3 separate regions of the Homo sapiens genome follow, and all the other regions are linked to region 3. The links are chromatin contacts, found by Hi-C in ENCODE. All regions are on one chromosome and are shown on one strand. The core of a region is the stretch at or near the end of the contact, and the rest is flanking DNA. Distances in the headings are between cores, read along the strand shown. Region 1 holds the start of ACSM3 (acyl-CoA synthetase medium chain family member 3). Region 2 holds the start of THUMPD1 (THUMP domain 1 NAT10 acetyltransferase adaptor). Region 3 holds the start of EEF2K (eukaryotic elongation factor 2 kinase).

Region 1 (2,739 bases), core at 48-2,547, 1.4 Mb after region 3:
TTTCATCGATCTTAGCATTTTACAACTTCTATTTCCCAGGTTTATAAAATTATTTGTAGGTAAAATTGCTGAGATAACTTTCCCAGGGTGACTCCAGATTTTTATACTGAGCCACAGAAACATTGGTAAGGAAAACTCTTCTAAGAAAGACAGTACCACCCCTGGTCAGATAGGCTTCTGAAAGTATTTAAGGTCTCATCTGAAATGCAAGCTCTTTGTCCCTACAGCCAAGGGGGCTTTAGCCTCCCCACAGCTCCCTAAACATCCCTCCCTCTAAGTATCCAAGTAATAACAGTAGTTTAACATATACAGCCTCAACGCAAGGTAAATTCACTGCTGTTGTCTCCAAACCCAACCAGACCCTGCCTGAAGCCCCTCCTATACAGAACTTTTGCAGCTGCCCTTGACCACCTAAAGGAGAAAACTGGCTGCTCTTAGGTTTGCATCTGTGTTTCCCAAAGTTTCCTGGAAGTAATTTACATACTTTCTGGATGATGCAGAAGATGGATTCCCATCTGTCACTGAGCAAGGTGGGGAGCTAAGCAGACAGTACAATGAAAATCTCAGCCACTACCTGGTCTTTTTTTTGAGATGGAGTCTTGTTCTGTCACCCAGGCTGGAGTGCAGTGATGCAATCTCAGCTTACTGCAAACTCCACCTCCCAGGTTCAAGTGACTCTACTGCCTCAGGCTCCCAAGTAGCTGGGGTTACAGGCACCTGCCACCACACCTGGCTAATTTTTTATTTTCAGTAGAGATAGGGTTTCACCATGTTGGCCAAGCTGGTCTCGAACTCCTGGCCTCAAGTGATCTGCATCTGCCCACCATAGCCTCCTAAAGTGGTGGGATTACAGGCTTGAGCCACCGCATCTGGTTCAATTAAAATTAAAAAAAAAATTTATCAACTTAATACATGTACATAGTTTTTCAAAAAATCAAATAGCACCAAAAGGCTCAACATGAAAACTCAGCTGCTACATTTATAGCCTTTTGTGTGTGCATACTCCTCATCACTTAATAGATAGTATCACACAACTGAGAAATTCTGAGAGAAACTTTGGCTGCCCAAGACTTTAATGACAGCATTTTTGATTGTTGGTTTTGTTCATCTGTTTGTTATCTTTGCTCAAAAAACAGATGTGCCAGTTCAGGAAATCTTACACAGGAGGGGAGATGAGGTACTCACTAGTTAACAGATTCCAACACAGATGGAGATTATGGCAGACTTGTTTCTTAGAAGAGCAGCCCTGAACCTTGAGTTCTCACATCTGCTTTTTCCTCGTGGCAGTCTAAAGAAGAGGGAGGAGCAGTCTGACAATCCGGAGGAGCAAGACTGGCCCAAAACACTTTCCTTGATTGGTGGAGACATTCTGGAGGAGGAGCCAAGCTCTGGGCTAAAGTTTACAGGACTCCCAGCGGTTCCTCTTACAGGTAATGATTTACAGAAACAGCAAGCTTTTGAGGGGCGGAGAAAGCAAATTATTAACAAGAAGGAAAGTGTCCAAGGAGTTGCCGAAGTGGTTAGTTCTGTAAAGGGGCAGAGAGAGCACTTCTCAGAAGGAAGAACAGATGGAGGAAGCCATAGAGGAGTTTTGAAATTGAAAGGAAAGAAGTTGAGGGGCGGTTATGGGTTGGCCTAAATCTCATCAAGCCCATTGGTGCGTTTATCTGTCGAAGTGGCAGGACTAAACATAAACGCTATCAGGTTACTCCCCTGCTCAAATCTTTCAGTGCTTCTTTTTCCACTCCAGGTAAAATCCGAGTCCTTACATGAACTGCAAGGAGTTGTATGATCTGGCACAGGGTCCTCTGATCCACAGCCCATTCTCCTTCCTCTGCCTCACTCTGCACAGCCACCGGCCTCCTTGCTTTTTCTCAAACACACTTGCCTGTTTCAGCCTCAGGCTTTCTGAATTCACAGTTTCCACTGACTGGAACTCTTTCCTCAGATATCCCCCTGGCCAAATTCCTCATTTTCTGAGGTGTCTTATTAAATAACTCTTCCCTTACCTCATTTTCTAAAGTAGCACTCTTCATTTTTTCTCTTTTACCATTTTTTAACTTTTTACATCTCTTACTATCACCCTTGAGGGTAAGAACTCTTTTTGTTTGATGGTGTATCTATTGCCTGGAATAGCTACTGGCAAATTTTAGGCATTCAATAAATAGTTGATGGATATGTGAATAAATAAAGGACTCTTTCAATTACATGTGAGAGACCCAACTTTACTTAAAGAGGAATTTGTTGGTCACTTTTGAGTTCTAGGAGTCTTTTGTTGTTGATTCCTTGGGATTTTCTGTGTAATCACATTACCTGTAAATAAGTAAACAGATCTTACTTCTTTCTTTCAGATCTATATGCGTTTTATTTCCTTTTCTTGCCTTATTGCGCAGGCTAGAGTGTCTAGCTCTACGTTGAATAAGAGTGATGAGAGCAGACATCCTTGCCTTGCTTTTGATCTTAGAGGGAAAACATTCAGTCTTTCATGGTTAGGTACAATATTAGTAGTAGGTTTTGTGTAGATGCCCTTTATCAAGTTGAGGAAATTCTCCTCTATTTCTATTTTTTTCTGAGTGTTTTTATCATGAATAGGTGTTGAATTTTGGCAAGTGTTTTTTCTGCATCAGTTACTATAAGCATGTGGTGTTTTTCTTCTTTAGCCTGTTAATAAGATAGATTACACTGATCTTCTAATATTGAACCAGCCTTGCCTCCCTGGAATAAACCTTGCTTGGTCCT
Region 2 (2,880 bases), core at 380-2,879, 1.5 Mb after region 3:
TAAAAAGACAGTAACATGATAAGTTGCCAAGACTATGGATAAAAGGCCGCAACGAAAGCAGCATGAAACAACACCAGCCAACATCCTTGGTTTTAAGTGAAATAGAAACATAGCCTGGAAAATTGAGGCTGAAATGGAATTTACTGGAAGCCTTTTGAGTAACTGTTCTATGTGGGAAATGCGCGAGGGGAAAAAACAAGACAAAATACGGCCAGGCGCGGTGGCTCACGCCTGTAATCTCAGCACTTTGGGAGGCCGAGGCGGGTGGATCACGAGGTCAGGAGATTGAGACCATCCTGACTGACACGGTAAAACCCCGTCTCTACTAAAAATAAAAAATATTAGCCGGGCGTGGTGGCGGGCGCCTGTAGTCCCAGCTACTCGGGAGGGAGGCAGGAGAATGGGGTGAACCTGGGAGGCGGAGCTTGCAGTGAGCCCAGATCGCACCACTGCACTCCAGCCTGGGCGACAGAGCGAGACTCCATCTCAAAAAAAAAAAAAAAAAATAGACAAACATACAATACCTTTGGGGGTAAACAACCTTTATCCCACGTAAATGGCAATGCAGATATAATAAGCAAATGATATAGTAAGCAAATTGCAATGGGAAGGGGAGAAGGGAAAAAAAAAAAATATATATATATATATATATATTTACACGCACCAGACTATGTTGGATTCATCACCAGACCGGGAAGCAACAGCCTGGGCTCCAGAGTCAGCCACTTGTCCGTGCACAGAGGAGGAGGGGTCTCAAGAAGCTTCCGTGTGGCCTGGGACCCTGGCTCATTTTTTTTTTTTTTTTGAGACAGAGCCTCGCTTTGTTGCCAGGCTGGAGTGCAATGGCACGATCTCGGCTTACTGCAACCGCCGCTTCCCGAGTTCGAGTGATTCCCCTGCCTCAGCCTCCCGAGTAGTTGGGACTACAGGTGCGCGCCACCACGCCTGGCTAATTTTTTGCATTTTAGTAGAGATGTTGGTCAGGATGGTCTCCATCTCCTGACCTCGTGATCTGCCTGCCTTGGCCTCCCAAAGTGCTGGGATTACAGGCGTGAGCCACCGTGCCCGGCCGACCCTGGCTCTTTTTGTAATGCGTTGATTGGCATGAGGCCCAGTCACGAGGGCCCTTCTCGACTGGGCTCAAGGAACACATAAAGGTCAACTTGTTTCTGTGATTGTCTGTTTTTCAATAACTCAAGTACAGGTACAGAGTTATCTGTAACAGTGCTGGATGAATGAATGCCTCAAGGGGCTCATGCAACCTGTTACGGGACTTGACCATTGTGTCCACGTTCAATTGAGTTCAAATTTAATATTTAACTTTTCCTCCACAGTAGCTGGCAGAATTATAGGGAAGGCTGGAGGAACAGGTACCAAGGTTGGGTGGAAGAAGCTATATGGCTGGAGCCAGCTTCAAGGGCTTGAGGAGCCACCGACACCACTTCCAGAATGGCTGCTATGCTGCCTCTACTGGATTCAGGTTGCAGTCGGGAGGCGGGGCAGGAGGCGGGGCTTGGGCGGGTATCACTCCACCCCTTTCACGATTGCAGACCGGCCTTAGGACCTGGCGCAGCACGGAATGAGGCTTCGAGGCCGGCTAGGGGAGGCCGTCGCTCATATCCGACGTCACCAGTTCGCGCCGGCGATAGACGAGGACGCCAACAGCAGCGGAGAAACGTTTCTCTTTCCTCTCAGTTTGCGCACACCATGGCGGCCCCTGCCCAGCAGACTACTCAGCCTGGCGGCGGGAAGCGCAAAGGCAAGGCTCAGTATGTGCTGGCCAAGCGCGCTCGGCGCTGCGACGCTGGCGGGCCCCGTCAGCTAGAGCCCGGGCTACAGGGCATCCTCATCACCTGCAATATGAACGAGCGCAAGTGCGTGGAGGAGGCCTACAGCCTCCTCAACGAATACGGCGACGACATGTATGGGCCAGAAAAGGTACCGGTCCCGGGGTGGGCGGGCGGGCCGGCTGCCAGGCCTTGCGGGAGGAGGGAAGGGTGGAGGGATGGCTGCTGGTATGGGCATGCGCGCCTCGGGTCGTCGGCGTGACGGCTGTAGGGGCGTGGCCTCGCCGGCGTTTCCGTCCCTAGTCCTGAGACGCTCGCAGACTTCGGTGCTATCGGTTTTGTGCTTGAAGTGCTTGCACCTTTTCTTGCCATCAGTAACCACGGTAGCTCCCATTACTTTTATTTTTATTTTTGTGAGACAGGGTCTCGCTCTGTTGCCGAGGCTGGAGTGCAGTGGCGTGATGATAGCTCAGGGAAGCCTCGACTTCTCCTGTCTCAGCCTCCAGAGTAGCTGGGACTATGAGTGCGCGCCACCACTCTCGGCTAAGTTTTGTAAATTGTAGATAAGGGGTCTCACTGTTTGGCCCAGGGTAGTCCTAAACCCTACACTCAAGCGATCCTCCCGTCTCTGCCTCTCAAGGTGCTGAGATTACAGGCGCGAGCCACTGAGCCCGGCCTACCTCCCACTTAAGGATTGCTCATTGAGGGCCAGGCGGTGTGCTGAAGCTCTTTCAGAAACACATTTTTCATGACAGCCTCGTGAAGTTGGAGTAATAATGTGTTTACCTGAAGCAATAATATTTCTGAAATAATAGGTTTACTACTAATGCTAGTTACTGCACTTAAAATACATTTTAGAACGTAAAAACTTTTACCAATATCACCTAAAGTCTTAGTGTTTGGAAATCATATTACTGGCTTAGAATCTGGACCAATACACACACGCACACTGAGGGATTAAATGAAGAAGGGTAATACAGAGGGAATTTAAATTCACGGCTCATCCTCTACTAGCTTGGGGACTCGGACATGGGCACATTATTTGATGCTGCTGAGCTAGATAAAAAAGAGAATACTTTAAGACTGGCTAGTG
Region 3 (2,700 bases), core at 162-2,661:
ATAGACTACGTGACTCAATTCGCTGTGACTTCACAGCCTGTCCAGGGCCCTCAACCACAGGGCTCTTGGCCATCAGATGTCTCCCGGGGCCATAGACTATGACACTGTGTGCCAGGCACTGTTCCAAGCACCTGACATATACATACTCATCTACTCTTTCCAAGGATACTAAGTGGTAGATACTAATACTGTACCCATTTTACCGATGAGAAAACCGAGGGCCAGAGAGCATAAATGAGCTAGAATTCCAACCCAGGACTCCAGCCCTAGTGTTTCCTGCTTTCCTGGCTGAAGAAGCACCCACCACCGAGGTCCCAGAGGTCGGGCTCCCTGGGACCGTCCCCCTGGGCAGATCTCACTTCCCCATGCGGCCCATCTGTCACACTCAGGGCGCAGCTGGGCTGGTTCCCCGAAATCCCCCAGGCGCGCGCAAAAGGATCTAGGCCGGGGCTTACCCGGGAGGCCCCCACCCCCGCGCGGCCACCGGCTTATTAATGCCCAGCCCCTTGGCACACATGTCAGCAGCGCCTGCCAACAAACTCCCGCAGCCAACAATGCAGCAAGGGCGCGTCTATACAGTCCTGGAGGTTCCGGGAATTCGGGCTGACGCAGGCCTCTAGTTCAGGGGAAAGGTGGGGGATGCGGCTCTGAGCCCTGCAGGGGACAGGAAGGCAGCGATGCGCCCACACTCTAGGGGCCCCGAGGGGGGAGGCCCCCAAACTCTCTGTCACTTGCAGCCAGATCACCGCCCATTGCTTGCCAATTGCTTTCCATATCCACATCGCCTTTAATCCGCACAACTTCCCCATTTCTCCAAAGCAAGCACTTAGCCCCAGAGAGTTTAACAACCAGAGGAGAAGCGCCCCCACACTCTCCTTCCATGCCTTCTCCGGCCCCATTCCCAAGCCCAGACCCAGCACGCTCCAGACGCCAGCTGCACCCGGGCGCACAGGCCTGCAGCGCGGGCTCCCAGCCCCCCACAGCCTTGCCGGCCGCGGTCCACACCTACCTCCCTCGGGCAGACAGGCGCGGCAGCCGCTGCCCACGGCCGCGAGGGTCCAGAGGAGTTGGCAGAGGCTCGCGGCCCGGAGCTCCAGGGTGCAGGGCGGGCGGGCCCCCCGAGAGTGCCGGGGAGCGGAGAGCGGGGAGCGCTAGCTGGCGCTCCGGGCAAGCAGCTGGGGCCACGCGGGGTAGATGGACCGATCCCAGGGCGCGCGGGGCAGTCGGAGTGATCCCAGGAAGGGCGCAGGGGCCGTTGGGACGATCCCGGGATGTGGGAGCGCGTGCCAGGGGGGACTCGCGTGCAGGCGACAGCGAGCGGGACTCGGGTGGCTGCAGGGCCGGGAGTGCGGGCGCTCGATCCAGGAAGGAGGGGAGCTGAGGCTGAAGCTGGGGCTGGTCTAGGTTGAGCAGAAGCGGGCGGGCAGGGGCGGGGCTGGCCTGGCGGGCGCACGGCGTGGCGCTCACGTGGCCGCCCCCAGGTGGCCATCACAGCGCCTGCAGCCGCCTAGCGGGCCTCCTGGCTCCGGCGCTGGCTCCCAGCCCCAGGTGCAATGGTTAGCGCTAAGTCTTGGCTCCCCCTGCTGAGTACACAGTGTCCGGTTCTCCTGCTCAAGGCTGGCCTAGCATCCGGCAGCGAGGGGGCAATTCGAGGGAGTGACCAACTTCCGTCCTCTCCCGCCGCGCCTCGCCATTCTCGCCTGCTTCTCGCTTAGTTCCTGTATTCCTGTCCTTTCCAAAATCATTAGTGATCCAAGCCCATCGCTTGTTTGTATGTATCTCTATCCATAACCTTAAAATATTTTTTATCGGAAATACTTTGTTTTTCCTGATTTCTGCTTTGTAAAAACAGGCACGTATGACGATTGCAATTATTTGTGTAGTTTTAAAATTAGTATCTCCTTTAGTTATTCCTAACTCTTGACACAGGGCCTGGGTGGCACACAGTAGATGCTTAATAAATACCTGTGGCATGAGTGGTAGAGTGGCTAAGGTATAAAAAAGAAAACGAATTAAAACTAATAGCTACTGTGAACACTTTAATATTAGGTCCTTCCAGATACTTTGTTAGTGAAATTTTAGAAATTTCACACATTCTAGATAGAAAAGTAGTAACAATGACATGTTTTGAGGGATTTCTCTCATTCCATCTTCCCAGCACTTTGGGAGGCCGAGGCCGGCAGATCACCTGAGGTCAGGAGTTCGAGACCAGCCTGGCCAAAACGGTAAAACCCTGTCTTTAGTAAAAATACAAAAAAGCAGCCGGGCGCGCCTGTAGTCCCAGCTACTCTGGAGGCTGAGGCACGAGAATCGCTTGAACCCTGGAGGCAGAGGTTGCAGTGAGCCGAGATCGCGCCACTACACTCCAGCCTGGGTGAAGGAATGAGACTCCGTCGCAAAAAAACAAAAACAAAAAAATAAAAAAGAAAAAAGAACAAAACTGAGGCTTATAGAGATAATGACATGCCCCAGGTGAGGCAGCTAGAAAAGGCAGAGCCAGCAGTAAATCCAGACTTCTCTGATTTCAAAGTTCAGGCTCTCCAAAGAACTTTTTTCCTTATTTATAAACCCCAAAGAGAGTAAACTCCAGCTTTTGGCAAGACAAAATTGCACCTGGAATTCTGACCCTGGGGCCGTCAGGCAGGAAGGGAAGATCAAAGATGCTGAACTAGTCTGTCCAAGCCCAAAGCAAGATTGGAA

The links. A loop is a pair of places that touch in the nucleus more often than their neighbours do. Pooled maps may share reads with other maps.
Region 1: a loop to region 3 is called in a pooled map, with 7 times the contacts of the local background. The contact joins the promoter of ACSM3 here to the promoter of EEF2K in region 3. A Hi-C loop is called at or near these places in 2 of 37 single-sample maps with no recorded cell type and 9 of 50 pooled maps.
Region 2: a loop to region 3 is called in a pooled map, with 5 times the contacts of the local background. The contact joins the promoter of THUMPD1 here to the promoter of EEF2K in region 3. A Hi-C loop is called at or near these places in 2 of 168 maps with a recorded cell type or tissue (B cell and CD4-positive, alpha-beta memory T cell), 10 of 37 single-sample maps with no recorded cell type and 19 of 50 pooled maps.

The regions. Positions count from the first base shown.
Region 1 is chr16:20,762,572-20,765,310 of GRCh38, reverse strand. ACSM3 (acyl-CoA synthetase medium chain family member 3) reads right to left here and starts at 1,297. Exons shown (of 14, transcript NM_005622.4): 1 at 1,186-1,297. RefSeq lists an enhancer at 1,031-1,160.
Region 2 is chr16:20,740,567-20,743,446 of GRCh38, reverse strand. It overlaps THUMPD1 (THUMP domain 1 NAT10 acetyltransferase adaptor), which reads left to right and starts at 1,629. Exons shown (of 4, transcript NM_017736.5): 1 at 1,629-1,938. The coding sequence starts at 1,708. It also overlaps a transcript of ACSM3 not described here. RefSeq lists enhancers at 1,554-1,823, 1,834-1,883, 2,184-2,323, 2,354-2,443.
Region 3 is chr16:22,204,989-22,207,688 of GRCh38, reverse strand. It overlaps EEF2K (eukaryotic elongation factor 2 kinase), which reads right to left and starts at 1,411. Exons shown (of 18, transcript NM_013302.5): 1 at 1,010-1,411. RefSeq lists silencers at 911-1,180, 1,341-1,640.